2 separate regions of the Homo sapiens genome follow, and region 2 is linked to region 1. A link is a loop called in an ENCODE intact Hi-C map of the cell type or tissue named here. Cell type or tissue: Caco-2. All regions are shown on one strand.

Region 1 (8,000 bases):
CTTTTTTCAGCTTCTTTATTTCCTCCTAATGGAAACATTATCTTTAAAAGTTGCATATAGGAAATATACATATTTTACGTTTGAACAAGGAGATTTAATTGTAAATATGAAAGCCAAAGTATTCCTGAATGGTCAAATACAGCAATAAAGGCAGAAGAATTAAGATTTTTCTTTGTTCCATTGTACAGTGTAAATAACTAAGTTGTTAACTGTCAAGTCCAGTTATGTATTCTGTAAGTTGTGTTCTAGTCTTTGACTAAAATTTATCATCTCTTATAATGGGACTTAATCTTTCTCTAAAAGCATATAAGAGCTTGTCAATAGAGCAATCAATCAAAAAGATTTTGTGATTCATAACATTGAAGTTAGTCTGGTTAAGAGTTTTGGTTTAGACTTCATTTATATTTTCCTTACTAATATCTAATATTTAATGAATAATGATCAATTTTTTATAAAGTTATTAATATGATCAGGGAAACCTTTGGGACTTCTGACAGGCATCTGGTGAAGAGACAATTCAAGCCTTAGTGACTATTTAGAATAGCCAGTGATCACTAGCTAATTCTCATATCCATGCCTTTTTGTCCTGTTTACAGTCTTAAAAGAGGTAAAACAGCAAATATTTTTTTAAGGGAACTATAACCTTAGGATTCCTGAAAAGAATTTCAAAAAAAAAATAAAGACACTGTTGCCAATGTGACCCAAAACTTAAGAACATACTAATGGCATATATTTGTTACAATTAAAAAATAAATTTACTACTTAATCCTATGTTGAGTCTGAATTTTTTGTTAACTCTAATATGTTAGGAATAGTCAGATGAACATAATTAACTTTGCAATATAAAGGTCAAATATAAGATGTTATTACTGAATTTTTTAGGATACGTAGTTAAAGATGGTAATGAAAATAGTTTTCAACAGCTGTTTTCACAAAACGATACTAAAATATAATTAAATATTACCTTCAAATGCTGCTTTTCTAGATCTGACATTTTGAGCTGTGTCTCTAGATCTTTTATTTTTTCCTTTAGTTGATCAGCATCTGTTGAAAAAGTCATACAAATTAGACTCAGCTTTTTCCCACTACGAATGAGTTCAAGGTAATGGATTTGTTCTAGAGAACAGAGATACATTTTATGAAACCTAGAACCTGGAAAACACTGGATGTTATGGCTGAAATACTTCAGGATGTAAACACTTAATGCTGCCTCCCTCCATCAAGTATTATAATTTCATAGCAGGCAGAAAGAGGTATGTGCTAGGTATTAGAAGTGTAGGCCAAGTTATTTTTTCTTCACATGATAGAAATTTTACATGGAAAAAATCCTAAAGCCAGGGAAACTTGTTAGGTACTAAAAGTACAACAGAAGAAAAGCAGACTGTTGGGTAAGGGACTATAACCATAAGCTAGCCAAATGCTCCCGCTATCCAACACAACACTGGCTATTCCATGTAGGTTATTACACATTTACTGTGCAATTACTATGTGCAAAACGTGTCATGCAGGCTGTGTAATACAAAGATAAGTAAGACATAGCCCTGATACTTTGGTAGGAAAACAAAAGTCTCCAAATATAGCACAAAAGTTCTAATTTATTGGATTCACCCTCCAAGTTAACACCTCTAACTTTATCAGCAGGCAAATAGGATTTTTGCTTTAATGCTATCTTTGCTAGATATCTCTTTTCTTTATATTATACTACATTTAATAAGTCATATTTTACAGCCATTGAAAAATAATAAAATACTAAAAGTTTGCGAAAGTAAGGGGCAGCAAACATTTTCATGGCTGGGACAAGTATCTTTTTTTTTTTTTTTTTTTTTGAGACAGTCTCACTCTGTCGCCCAGGCTAGAGTGCAGTGGTGCAATCTTGGCTCACTGCAACAACCACTGCCTCCCAGGTTAAAGCGATTCTCCTGCCTTAGCCTCCCTTGTAGCTGGGATAACAGGCAAGTGCCACCATGCCTGGCTAATTTTTATATTTTTAGTAGAGACAGGGTTTCACCATGTTGGCCAGAGTGGTCTCGAACTCCTGACCTCATGTGATCCACCCACTTCAGCCTCCCAAAGTGCTGGGATTACAGGTGTGGTGTGCTACTGTACTGGGCTTGGTATAAATATCTTAAAAGTTATCTTGCCATTTATATAGACAGTGATTTAGAATTTCCAAAACAGTTCTGGTTTGATCTTAAGCCTTAATCTTTGAAAAATGACAGGTAATCTGTCTACTTAGGAAATAAGGAATTTTGAGGGTTCAGAAATTCCCTTAAGAAACTGAGGAATGGAAAGATTAGAGAACTATCTATGGCCATATGACCCTTAATGCACATGCACCTGATCTCTGATCTCAGAAGCTAAGCACTGTTGGGCCTGGTTAGTATATGGATGGAAGGAAAATTATAAAATTTTCCTCACATCAACAGCATTAATACTGTGTCTAGTGTACATACCAAGCTGGCTGCTATGAGACATATTTTGAGAGTATTTAATATGTACTTTTAGTTACCAAGACGTAGCATAGCATAGCGGGTTAAGGACTAGGAATGCCAAGGAGCTGTGGAGTTTCATACATTTAGATTTTAATCCTGCCTCTATTTCCTAGCTGGCTTAGGGAATGGTTACTTAACCACTTTGAATTTGTTTATCACATAAAATGGAGACAGTAATACCTATCATATATGGTTGTAAATATAGAATGCTTGTAAGGCAATTAGCATAGTGTCTAGTACAACTCACACATGATGGCTTTTATTACAAATTAGTAATAGGACTACATAGCATACTGAAAAAGCTACAAGAGATAGTCAAAGATAGTTCAGATATAAATTGGTATAATCCTTTGGAGAGAATGGCATCTCTATCATCCTATCACAATGGCATAATTAGGTCAATAGATTAATCATATTTTATAGAAGCAGAAACTTGGAAGCAAACTAAATATCCATCAAAACATAAATGGTTCGATGTGCTTATACATGCAATAATACACTATGGAATTATTAAATGGATGAGATAATTTATGAACAGACCTCAAAAGATGTCCATGATAAACTGTTAAAGGCAAATATGCTAGAAATGTGTATAGTATTAGTTCAATTTTATGTTACTTGCCAAGAAAATATATATACGTAAATGCAAACAAAGTATTCTCTATCCATAGTAGTTTTGGTCTATAAAGTTAGCCCAATTAGTGAATATCAAACCACTGCTGCTACGGGAAATATGTACAGACATGCATATATATACATACACGCATATATATACATACACGCATATATATACATACACCTACATATCTCACACAGATGATAATCTTAAATCCTAAAGATAACTCATCCTGGTAAATTCTATTTATTTACATAAGAAAACAAGATTCAGAAGTGTTACATGACTCTCCTAAGGCTAGAGCAGTAACAAGCCTCAGAATTGGGATTCAAATCCCTTCCACCAGGCCCCAGAGCCACAGCTTCTTGCACTATGCTGTGCTGCCCTCTACTGTCTCCATCCTCTGCTCATTTCTCTATGAAAACTGAAATGAGGATACTGAGCACTGCCTTGTTGGACTTCTGCTGGGGACATGTAGGTTGGATTATTCAAACTTTCCAAGGCTCTGTGGATGTTTGCAAATGTGCTGCGAGTGTTGATTTGGGATTACATACACACTTTAGTGAGGAGGTGATTTAGAAAATACAGAATCCACAAATAATGAGGATATGTACATTGTACATATGAACATACAAACACATGTATGCATATGTGTGATATATATGTATACAAAATATGTGTGTATGTATATGCAGGAATGAGGAATGATTAGTAATCACTTTTGAATGGGAATGGAAGGGAGCAGAAAGATTTTCTTTTTACTTTGTAAACGGAAAAAAATATAGGCAGTATTTACTTATTTGCAGTTTTTAAAAATGTTCAGAGGACTTGAAAGAGCCTATACTTAGAAACTGGAAGCAACAGATTTAGTATTCATTGCTTAGCACTGTATTGTGATTAAATCTGTAACACCCAGATGGAGAACAAAGAGAAGAACACTTGGGTACTTGCTACTCTATAGTATAAACAACACAAAGAGAAAAATGGGAATATTTTTATATTAATAGCACAGAGAGACAAAAGACCCAAAGCTTATCAGGAATTCGATTTTACAGGGAGACAATGATCAGAAATCTGAGCCAAAAAAAAAAAAAAAAGGCAAACCCAAATTCAAAAACTTGGGGGTAGCTAACATGTTTTTTAAAATACATTACCAGGTATGGTGCTTTCAGCTCCACTTTGGTCCTTGTTAGCTTCTATCTGATGGATTAATTCTGCTTTCTCTTTATCCAGCTGATGATTAGCTAATCTAGAACACAATGATAATGTGTTAAAAAAATAAAGCAGATATTGCTTCATAAAATATATGGGCATTTCTTATGAACTAGTGATGTACAGTAATCAGAACAAGCTAGCCTTTATCGAAGTAAACATTTACTCTCAATGCTACAATGTCACCATTCTCAAACAAAAAGCCTGGAATACAAAAGCCTTCACGTTTTTCTTAATATCTGACCTGATGGCATTTGCAAGTGTGGTTTCGTTATAAGAGGAGCTTAATGAAAGCAGGCTACAGAGACCCCTGAAAGTAAAAAAATTACTTGTTCTCTTTCATTAGTATTTTCCTCTGGGAAGCTAAGGTTTAACTCATTCTATGCTCTTAGAAAAGTTTAAACTAAATTACAAACTGGAAACTTAGAGTTGGGTTTATCCTTTTTTTCTAGTGTGTATTATGAAAAAGAGTGATTAGCATTAGAGGGAAGAAATAAGGACCTAATAAGCCTGTTAGGCAGTAAAGTCGAAAAATGCTTGTCTCTAGTTGTAGCAATTCGGAGTATATAAAAACTAATAATTTTTTTTTTAAAGAAAAAAACAAAGTAGTCATATGAATACATGATGTACCTAAGAACTTGAAGCTCCCGTTTAAGGCCTTGCTCTGTCTCAGCACCTTCAGGAACATGTTTAAGAATCTTAATCTTTGAGGACAATGAAAAGTTAGAAGATAAGGTTTGCCATGGAAATATGAGGATTTATAAAGATACACATTTTTAACAAAGCGTAATATTAAAATATGGTTTTCAAAAGCACGCATAGGCAAATTTCTATGTTCTATTCACCATTCATTCAACAAGTATTGAGTAACTACTGCATAACTGGCATTGTCCTAGGCACAGAGGCTAACAGCAGTGAACAAAATGGCAATGTTCCATCTTGCATGGTCCTTGTTTAGTGGGGAAGCACAAAGAATGTGTGTTTAATATGATATGATGTAATATAGTGCCAGATGGTAGGAAGAGCTATCAAGAAAAAATAATCCAGGGTAAGAGGATAAAGAGTGATGGCAAGTAGTATAGGGTTAGGGTTAGGGTTAGGGAAGGTCTCTCTAAGGAGCCTCTATTTCAGCAGAGACATGAAGTCTGGGAGCAAGCTATGAGAATATTTGGGTGAACAGTATTCTAAACAAAGGAAACAAGTATAAGGACTTGACGCTTAAACGAGTTTGGATTGTTTAAAGTACTGAAAGAAGGTTACTGTGGTTAAAACATTGTGAATGAAATGAAGGGAAAAGTAGTAGAAGATGAGATTGGGAAGAAAACTGGGTGCCAGACCTCATATGTTGTTTTGGGATATGAAAAGAACTTTTAAGTTTTATTTTAGGGTGATGGAGAACCACTGGAAGATTCTGAGGATAGGACTTTGTGCTTTGTGATGTGCTTTATGTTTTAAAAGGGTTACCTGGCAACTGTGTGGAGACAGCCCAGAAATAGAAATAGGGTGAAATAATCCAAGAGTGGAAGCTGAGATACCAGCTTGGAAATTATTGCAGTTATTCAGGTATAAAACAATAGCTTGGACAAGACTGGTAGTGATGTCTCAAGATACCAAGAAGTGGTCATATTTAGGATATAGTTTGAAAATAGAGCTGACATGATTTAATGATAGAAAATGTGGAGAATGAAAAGAATGAAGTCGTTGATGATCCAAAGTTTCTGGCTTAAGCAAATGGGTGAATGGGGTGCCCTTCAGTTAGATGGGTCTTCTTAATAGAGTCCATTTTTATCTATATAAGACAATGCAAGGAACATCTTGCGATATTATGCATTATTTTATCATGTAAAGAAAAATTACGTTACTTACCTGTTGTTCAAGGTCTTCATTGTATTTGTTAACTTTTTGTTCTCTCTCTGTTGCTTCTTTTACAAGCTGTTTAAGGTCAGTAATGCTTTGATTTTTTTTGGCAATATCAGTTTCCAATTCTTTTAACTTGGTTTCATACATTCTAAAAGTATAAGGAAAAAAAGTATAGACATGGCAAATAATTTATGTCACTGATTTAAAAGTCAGTTCAAATAACTGTACTAAAAATAAGCAAGAATATCTTATTTTACTGTTTCTTCTAGTCAAAGTTTTAGCTACATATTTATTTAGCATTAAAAAGTGGTGGCAAGAGATAAGGTATCCCTAATTAACAGATGGCCCAATCAAAATAAAGGATTTGGGTATTTTCCAAGGATGGAGCCTGATTTGACCATTTTAAAATTAATACCTTTTTTCAATCACAAAATAAGAAAATGCAAAGTAAAATTCTTCAGAATATAAAATTCTGTATTACTAGATATTCTTAGAAATATAAAGATGGCAAATAAAAAGCTTTTCTCACATACACAGACACACATAGGAGGTATCTAGGTAGGAAAACACTAAGGGAGAGGAAAAAATTGTGCAAAAGCATGGGTAAGAAAAATAGTGTATGATGGGAGAGGGATAAAGCTTGTAAAAATCTGAATAGATTTATAATCATTAAAGAAATGATTAATAGTTCAAAAAAATACAGACTCCAGAAAAAAAAAATTCATAATTGAACCAAACAGTTCTGCAGGTTCATCATACCTAAAGAAAAATAATGCTTACAATATCCAAACTTTTCCAGAGAAATGAATAGAAAGACTGCATTCTAAGTTAAAATGGCCAGTATAGCTTTGGCAACAAAATCTGCTAGGATAATACAAGAAAGGAAAATTATGATTGTCTAAATATATTCAAACAGCTTTTGATAGATCTTAGAAACTTAGATTAGAAGGGAATGTTTTTAACCTGACAGAGATTATCACAGATCTACCACAAGTAAACAGTGAAATATCAGAAGCTTACTCCTTCACTTCATCTAATTTTCTATTCAAAAGCCACCCAAACAGAGAGGCCTCCTCTGATCACCCTATCTAAAACAGCCCCCACATCACCCTGGTTTGTCCCAGTAGTCAGGAAAAGGCCTGACATAGAATACGTGTTACTAAGTTTGTTGAATAAATAATAAAGCAACTATAAAGATGTCAGCATGAGCAAGACCTGTGTCATGGGTCCCAAAAGAGATCTCTCTAAACTGCTTTATTGAGAAGGGTATATAATCCTCCCAGATTTAAACTTTAGTAACTTTTTTTCTTTTTCTTTCTCTTTTTTAATGGATTTAGGGAACCTAAATTTGAGGTCAAGGATCAAAACGAGCCTTCTCTCTGTCAAGAGATTTCTACTTAGACTTATGTCTTCTGCAATGTCTTCTGCAAATGATTTACTGAAGGCTTATGGTATGCTCAGTGACCTGTATCGTTCTCAGACGAAAAACACGTATATGATCTAAAATGCAAAGTCATCTTCAATTATGGTTAAATATCATCATCACCTCTACTAACCATTTATAAACCTTATAAACTCTTTTTGCACTAACAATTTCTTTTGTAGCCCCAAAGAGCCCTCTTAGAAAGAACTTGAGCCCACAGAAAGGATATAATTTACTTAAGATCATAGTAAGAATTAGGGTCTTTCAAAACCAGGGAAGCCACCTGGTCCTTTGAGGAAATCTAGGCAAGGTGGGCTTTTAAAAAATAATATCCAACATAAAGCAGAGTCTGGCAATAGGAGGTACTAAGTAAATATCTGTTGAATAAATAGATTTC
Region 2 (8,000 bases), 58 kb before region 1:
ACCAGACAAAAGAGAAAGTCAAAATGGCCAATAAGTTTATGAAAAGGTGCTAACATTATGAGTCATCAAGGAAATACAAATTAAAACTACAATGATGTACCACTAGCCACTCACCAGAAAGGCTAAAGTTAAAGGACTGAAAATACTAATTGTGGGTAAGGATACAGAGCAAGCTAATCTCAAAGAAAAGGTGTGCATATGGCCTTTAGAAGACATGTACAAGAATGTTAATAATAGTCCCAAACTGGAAATATTGTCTGTCAAATCCCAATATCAATACTCATGGTGCTTTCATGCATTGTTTTTATGTTTGTTTGTTGTTTGCAAACGTACGCAGAGTGGTGAAAATTTTGAGTTGCTGGACCCGCACATTCCTAGCTGAGGTCTAACAATGGCAGTGCTCAGCATTCTCATTTCAGTTCATACAGAGATGATCAGAGAATGGCTGGAGACAGGAGAGGGCAGCACAGCATGGTGGAAGAAGCTCTGGCTCTGGGGAGAGGTGGAAGGGGTTTGAGTCCCAGTTCTGAGGCTTGTTAGTGAGGCAACCTCAAGAGAGTCACTTAAGACTTCTGAACTTTGTTTTCTCTTTTGTAAAATAAGGAAAACAGAATATACCAGGATGAGTAATTTCTACGATTTAAGATTATAATCTGTGTGAGATGTAGGTATATGTGTGTGTGTACATAGTTCCCCGAGGAGCAATGGTTCAGTGTTTGCTAATTCAGTGTTCATGTCAGCTTTATATATAGCAACCAGGAATAACAAGAATCAATTGTGTGTGTGTTTGTGTGTGTATCAACTGTGTGTATATATATACTATATACATAGAGAGAGAAATGCCCACGTTTGTTTTCATATATATGTACACATATACAGTATATGTCTTACATGTAGATATGTGTGTATATATGTGGTATATATCTATCTATCTATAGAGATTTACTGCTACAATCAACATCATGGATCAGTCTAATACAAAGAGCATTAAGTAAAAGAATCCAAACTAAGAGTTCAAACTGTATATTTCCACTTATATAAAGGTCAAAAAATGCAAAATTAGCCTATAGTAATAGCGACCAGAGTACTGGTTACCACTGGGAGAAGACTATTGACTTGGAGAGAAAGAGCCATCTGGAGTACCATAAATATGGTTATATTGATACATACACAAGTAAAATTTTAACAAGCTATTCACTTCAGATCTGTGAACTTTATTAAAGTGCAATAACACATTAAAATAATATTAAGACAAGACAATGCCTCAAGTATTTTTCTTGAAATGAATACTAATTCATTAATTATAATTTCAGTTTTGATCATCTTCATTTCAAAGATGTCTTATGAATGCAGGAGCCTAAATATGTTTAGATATATCTATCATATACACATACCCAGAAGATTATTTTATCTAGTGACACAGAGAACATTATGATGCCTGGAAAATCAATAAGCTTGACTATACCAGAACTTAGTATACCAGATAATGGAATTTTTTAAATATTCTTTTAGTATGGTTTTTCAACTAGTTCATTACTCTAACAATATTATTAATATTAGGCTAATGACAGTATAATGACATTCTCACATTTTCTAACTCCCAACAAAGTAGGTAATATATTATTAATGTTACAACGTGAAGGAAAGTTTATTTTTATATGAAACCATTAGTCTATCAATGGTTAAAAATAACCTTTTATTAACCAAAAAAGCTATCTGATTTAATGATATTTCAACAAACTGTTCGATTAGAACTGCTCGGGTTAAGTGGATCCCACTTATATAGGTTAAATAGACAGTGGGAACTCCGTTAGGAGAGACTGCCAGTGTTTCTAATTTGTAGCTAAAACTTATTGCTTCAAGGCAACCAAACAATTACAGCTAGACTAAAACAATTACAGCTAGACTAAAACAGCTAGACTAAAACTGCTGCAGATGTAAGAAAGGAGAAAAAATAATCAAATTACCTTAGCACCAAAAAAAAAGGGCAGTGGGGGGCACACAGAAGAAAATGGCTGACACCAGGACAGCAGAAAGTATCACCAATATGCCTAAGAGATACTGGTACTTACTGATACCTGCTCTCAACCTCCTTCCTACTCTTCACACACATTCTTCCCATCAGCCACACCTTTCAACCTCCCCACAAAATCTCTATATATTTTCAAAACAAACGCTTGGAATTTTCAGTCAAAGGACAGATTTTCCAACATGTTTATGCTAAAAAGCAGTTCCAAAATATTTAAGCTATAATACACAGTTAGAATGTGATGACAAATGATATATATTTGAATATAGCTCCTTTAAAGTAGACTTTAAGTCCACTGGGCTCGGTGGCTCGTGCCTGTAATCCCAGCACTTTGGGAGGCCAAGGCGGGCAAATCACCTGAGGTAAGGAGTTTGAGGCCAGCCTGACCAACATGGTGAAACCCCGTCTCTACTAAAAATACAAAAATTAGCCGGGTGTGGTGGCACGCACCTGTAGTGCCAGCTACTTAGGAGGCTGAGGCAGGAGAATAGCTTGAACTCGGGAGATGGAGGTTGCAGTGAGCCGAGATCGCACCACTGCACTCCAGCCTAGGTGACAAAGTGAGACTTCCATCTCATAAATAAATAAATAAATAAATAAATAAGTAGATAAATAAAAAGTAGACTTAATCAAATGATTTATTAAGTGCCTCCTTCATTTATAGCTCTGTTATAGTATATTACAGCACATACATAACACCTGAATTCATTATAGTCTGGAGTTGAGCCTACACACAGACACACACACACACACATACATGCACACACACACACAGGTTTCTCATTAAAATATGAAAAATGGAATGTCTTATACACTGAACACAAATTCGCACAAGGTATTTGGCAGAGATTTTGGTCTCTGAAAGCAACTGATTTTGTGATATACCTCCAAACTCTTGTGTTAAACATGACATGGACAAAAAAAGAAAATTAGTTGTAAAAGATAAAATTCAGACTCATTTATTATGTGGTGATATATTCAGGGTCAATCAGTAATAAATTAACTCACCTCCATTTTCAAAAGCAGCAATGTCAGTCTTTGGTTTCCCATGCAATGATGTTTTTATTTCACCTTGCCTTTCATATTGGCTAAGTTTTGTCGGAACTGTAAGACTATCTCCTAGAAATAAGAAGAAAAAAAAGTCACCCCAGAAATTATTAGATGCTTAAATAAGAAATTTATGATAGAATGCATGATGAAAGTAAAAAAGCTTTAAAGTTAATGCAAGTATTGTTTGCACAGTGATCTGATAAACAATAAATTAATAAATACATGAGTTTTAAATTCTGTGTCAACAAAGAAGTAAGCAAGTATATTCTCCTATTTGGATTATTTATTCAATGGCAATTAAAAATTGTAAGCAATCTAACACTATTGTATATACATAATATATCTAGTTTGATATGTTTCTCATATAAGGAATTTTGTAATATTACTTTTGATTTTATCTGTTCACCATGAACAATCAGATAAAAAGTATTAGAGTCACTATTGACTACAAAATGCTAACTACACTGATAATTAAATAATACTCTCAGCTTTCCCCATGCATTTCTGGATAATTTTCTTCTAAAATAAACTATTAAAAGCAAAATAAAAGAGACATGACAACCTAATGCAATGTGTGATTCTGGATTGGATCCTAGACTAGGGGAAAAAATTTATTTTACTATAAAGCACATTAATGGCATAATTGGTAAAATTTGTGGGAAAAGAAGGTTATAAATGATATTCTATCAGTGGTTATTTTCTGATTTTTATATTTATACTACAGTTAATGTAAAAGCAAAGAGGTATCATGTCTGTAACTTATTCTCTCGAACAATTCAGAAGATTATAATAACAATGTGTATATTTAGAGAGAGTGAAAATTCAAATGTGGTAAAATGCTAACGTTTGAAGGAAATCTAGGTGAAGGGTATATAGGAATTAACCAAAACTATTTAAAAATAAACAGCCTTTTAAAGCATAATATAAAGCAAAAGTACATATAATTGTCTTTATAATCTGCCCTTTTTAATGTTCATTGCTAACTTGTTTTCTTCTTTTGTTTTTGTTTCCTTTTGTTTTTTCTTCTCTGAGCAGTGCTGGCCTGCAATCTGTCCTTCCCTATATGGTTCCCAAGGTTTGCGGGCTCTTCTCCGTCTGATGGTGTGTTGCTGCCACCTATCGCCACGTTTGAATAGTTCGCTACAAAACAGACTTGCACAACATATTGCAGATGTTCATCCACAGTAAATCAGATTCTCCAAAGGTAAGCGCCATAAAAAGCAGAGCCTTCGATTTGTTCTCCAGCATGGCCTCTGAAATAGTCTGGTCCACAGAAGACTTTCATTCAATGACCAAATAATCTCTGTTCTGCCACTAGTGTCATTCTGTGATCTCTCTTTTGTTCTTCTTGGGCTAGTCTTACTTTTCTATTCAGAAAGAAAAATCTAGACCTCTTTGGCAGGGGGATTTATTTCAAAGACAAATAAAATGGTAAAAGCAAATTATTTACAGCATTACCCCATGGAGTGTGTAGTGTCATTACGTGTTAATGAAGTCTATTCATTCTGTCACCTCTCTAGGATAACATAATCCCATTAATAGCAGCTTTGGGTCATCCAATACAAACACTTTCTTCTAGTGCTCAATTACGATGTATTATTTATCACTTTATTCTTCTGTACATCATACTAAATAATTCAGTCTATCACACCAAGTATATGTTATAGATCACTATGAATGCTGCCTTTTCATTTCTTACCTTCTTGCAATTCACTGCCATTTTCCAAAGGCTTTTCTAACTGTTTTTCTGCTGTAGGTGTCATGCTTTTTGATGACAAAATATCTGGAGGAGTATGAAATCTGTAGTATTCCCCTAATCAACCATAAGAAAAGTAATGGTTAGTATATTTATCACATCAAGTATTAGAAAATACAAAAATGTTTGATTTCTTACCAGATTTATAACACATCTCCTTTATTGCTCTTTTTTCTTCAATTTCTTCAGGGGTCTTTGTCCATAAACTAGAAGCATCTATAGGATATAGATTTTTTAAATTAAATTGTCCCAAAGCCAATTAATCTGAAAATTTATAAACCAGAAAGGAAAACCCCAAATACTGTTCTCATGGATAGATTACTTTTTTATATTTCTAAAATCAATAATTTTACATACTAGTACATGTTTCAAATTGCTACATTTTAAGTATTCAAAACAATGTCAAGAGAAAACAAAGGGCTATGTATTATGTACTTTGAAATGAGACGCTGAATGTACAGACTCAATGTTGAGATGGTGTATGTTTATTTCGAGGTTGATGTAGGCATGAGAGACATGGAGCTGCAGCACACAGAAATAGTAATAAATAGCTCAGTGTACTCCTAAGCACAGAAACTATGGTGTCCCGTAGTCCATAGAAGGACATATTCCAGCACAAAGACAGATCGAGAGTTTTTCTTCATGTTTATCTTGTATATACACACTTTCTGGCACCACTGTGCTGGGTTGATATGGGAGGCAAAGGATGAACTAAAATGCAAAAGACATGGGTCCTAAGCCTGTTCATACTCTTGTGAGGATGACTTAGAATAATGCAGATGACAGTGATTTATAGATTATTAACTACTACATAGATCTCTATAACTTCCAGGATTAAATGTGAAACTGATATATTATTAATACATATGTAGATAAACAGATACACTTGTGCATCAATGTTTTAGAAACATATATAAAAAACATAGCTTATTAGTATCTCTATAAGCATCTGTAGATATATAAATATCTATATATATACATTTATATAGATATACATTTTACTTTAAGTTCTGGGATACATGTACAGAACGTGCAGGTTTGTTACATAGGTAAACACATGCCATGGTGGTTTGCTGCACCCATCAACCCGTCATCTACATTAGGTATCACTCCTGATGTTATCCCTCCCCTGGCCCTCCACCCCACAACAGGCCCTAGTGTGTGACATTCCCCTCCCTGTGTCCATGTGTTCTCATTGTTCAACTCCCACCTATGAGTGAGAACATGTGGTGTTTGGTTTTCCATTCTTGTGTTAGTTTGCTGAGAATGATGGTTTCCAGCTTCATCCATGTCCCTGCAAAGGACATGAACTCATCCTTTTTATGACTGCATAGTATTCCATGGTGTATATGAAGCACCTAAATATACTTAAGCATCAGATCTGTCTCCCAGCTATCGTACAACAAAAACTTTCCAATCCAAAAGATCATAAATATGTAGCAAATTAGAACATAATGAATTAAATTAGTTTAATACAATTATAGTTATTTTCTCAGCAAAATCTGCCTTATATATTACATCATAAACCTTTACAGTTAAACACATATGTAAAAAATGTGAGGTTTTTGAATGTGTATTGTAAACCTGAAAAAAGTTCTACTAACCATTTTGTTCATCTACTTCCTCTTCTTCCTCAAAATTAGTTTTTAAAACTAAAGGATGGTGGATGGGTCGTGATATATTTTCCTGAGGTTTCAGAGGTTCTTGACTCTGGGACTGGAGTGGAATTCCTTCCTGAATTTCTTTCTGTAGTGTGATATCTGCAGAGAAAATGCAACATTTCAGTCTGTTCAAGATATATGTGATGATAAGTAGATGTAACAATCAATCATTGCCCTCCTAATTAACTATATATTATTTTAAAATGTGTACAATAATAATACATTAATGGATTGTGTTTCTACACACTAGCAATGATTAAACTGAAAATGAAATGAAAAATAATCCCACTTACAATAGCATCAAAGAGAAAAAAGTATTTAGGAATTAATTTTAACATAAGATGTGCAAAATTTATATTCTGAAAAAGATTCTGAAAATATATATATTGAAAAAGATTTTTATCTTATTTCAATAAAATAAAAATATTGTTGAAAGAAGTTAAAGAAATGTTGAAATGGAAAGATATCCTTGTTTATGGACTGATTTGTATTTGGTATGGCAATATTTTCCGAATTAATCTATAGGTATGATACAACTCTTATCAAAATCCCAATGGACTTATTTGCAAAAATTGAGAAGCTGATTCTAAAATTTATATGGACATTACTACAAAACTAAAGTAATCAAGACTATCTGGACTAGCATAAAAATAAAAGTAGATCGATGTATCATTGGAATAGGACTGCAAGACCAGAACTAAATCTTTATATGAATCAATTTATGCTCAGCTGATTTTCAAAAAGGGTACATAGACCATTCAATGGGGGAAAAAATAGTATTTTCAACAAATGTTGCCGGGACGACTAGATTGCCACATGCAAAGTAATTAAGTTGCACAACTTCATCACATTAGAAACAAAAATTCATGCAAAGTGGATGTAAGAACAAAATGAAAGATCTGACACTATAAAACTCATAGAAGAACCCTTAGGTCATGAAAAGTTTTTTAGATATGACACCAAAAGAAAAAGCAGTCAATGAAAAGTAGCCAGCCCCCTGGCACATGGGGGTGAGCCATGATAACACCTGCCAACAAGTCCCAGATTTTGCTGGAAAGCAGTTCCCAGCCCTCTCAGCCAGATAATGAAGAAACACTCAGAACCCCAAGGTGACACAGAAAGAATAAATAAGATCCAGCCTGGGCAACATGGCTAAACCCTATCTCCACAAAAAAATACAAAAATTAGCCAAGTGTGATGGCGCACACCTGTAGTCCCAGCTACTCAGGAGGCTGAGGTGGAAGCATCACTTAAGCCTGAGAGGTTAAGGCTGCATTTAGCCGAGATCATGCCACTGCACTCTAGCCTCAGCAACAGAGCAAGACTCTGTTTCAAAACAAAAACAAAAACAAACAAAACCAAATGAGATATCACTTCATACTACAACGATTACAATGATTAATTTCTTTACTAAAAAGACAATAACAAGTGTTGTCAAGGATGTGAAGAAACTAGAATCTTTGTACACTGCAGTTGGGAATGAAAAATGCTGCAGCTACTTTAG

The links. A loop is a pair of places that touch in the nucleus more often than their neighbours do. Peaks named below come from ENCODE experiments on the same cell type or tissue, not always from the same donor. Only the 100,000 strongest peaks of a DNase experiment are listed, where the experiment ranks them.
Region 2: it touches region 1 in a loop (8-fold over the local background); 4 of 110 quality-filtered maps call a loop at or near these places.

The regions. Positions count from the first base shown.
Region 1 is chr12:88,049,390-88,057,389 of GRCh38, forward strand. It overlaps RLIG1 (RNA 5'-phosphate and 3'-OH ligase 1), which reads left to right. Exons shown (of 7, transcript NM_001009894.3): 7 at 1-771. It overlaps CEP290 (centrosomal protein 290), which reads right to left. Exons shown (of 54, transcript NM_025114.4): 50 at 6,187-6,328; 51 at 4,951-5,024; 52 at 4,263-4,357; 53 at 965-1,044; 54 at 1-25. LOC124902977 (a long non-coding RNA gene) reads left to right here and starts at 5,112. Exons shown (of 3, transcript XR_007063393.1): 1 at 5,112-5,883; 2 at 7,518-7,631. It also overlaps the pseudogene RNA5SP364. In Caco-2, a CTCF peak has its summit at 3,485 (motif pointing left); a DNase peak (open chromatin) is centred at 3,472.
Region 2 is chr12:87,991,596-87,999,595 of GRCh38, forward strand. C12orf50 (chromosome 12 open reading frame 50) reads right to left here. Exons shown (of 13, transcript NM_152589.3): 4 at 6,440-6,595; 5 at 4,974-5,051; 6 at 4,779-4,892; 7 at 3,038-3,148. Among named protein-coding and RNA genes, the nearest start is that of C12orf50, 34 kb to the right of the region's middle. RefSeq lists an enhancer at 4,231-4,290. In Caco-2, a CTCF peak has its summit at 4,175; a DNase peak (open chromatin) is centred at 4,186.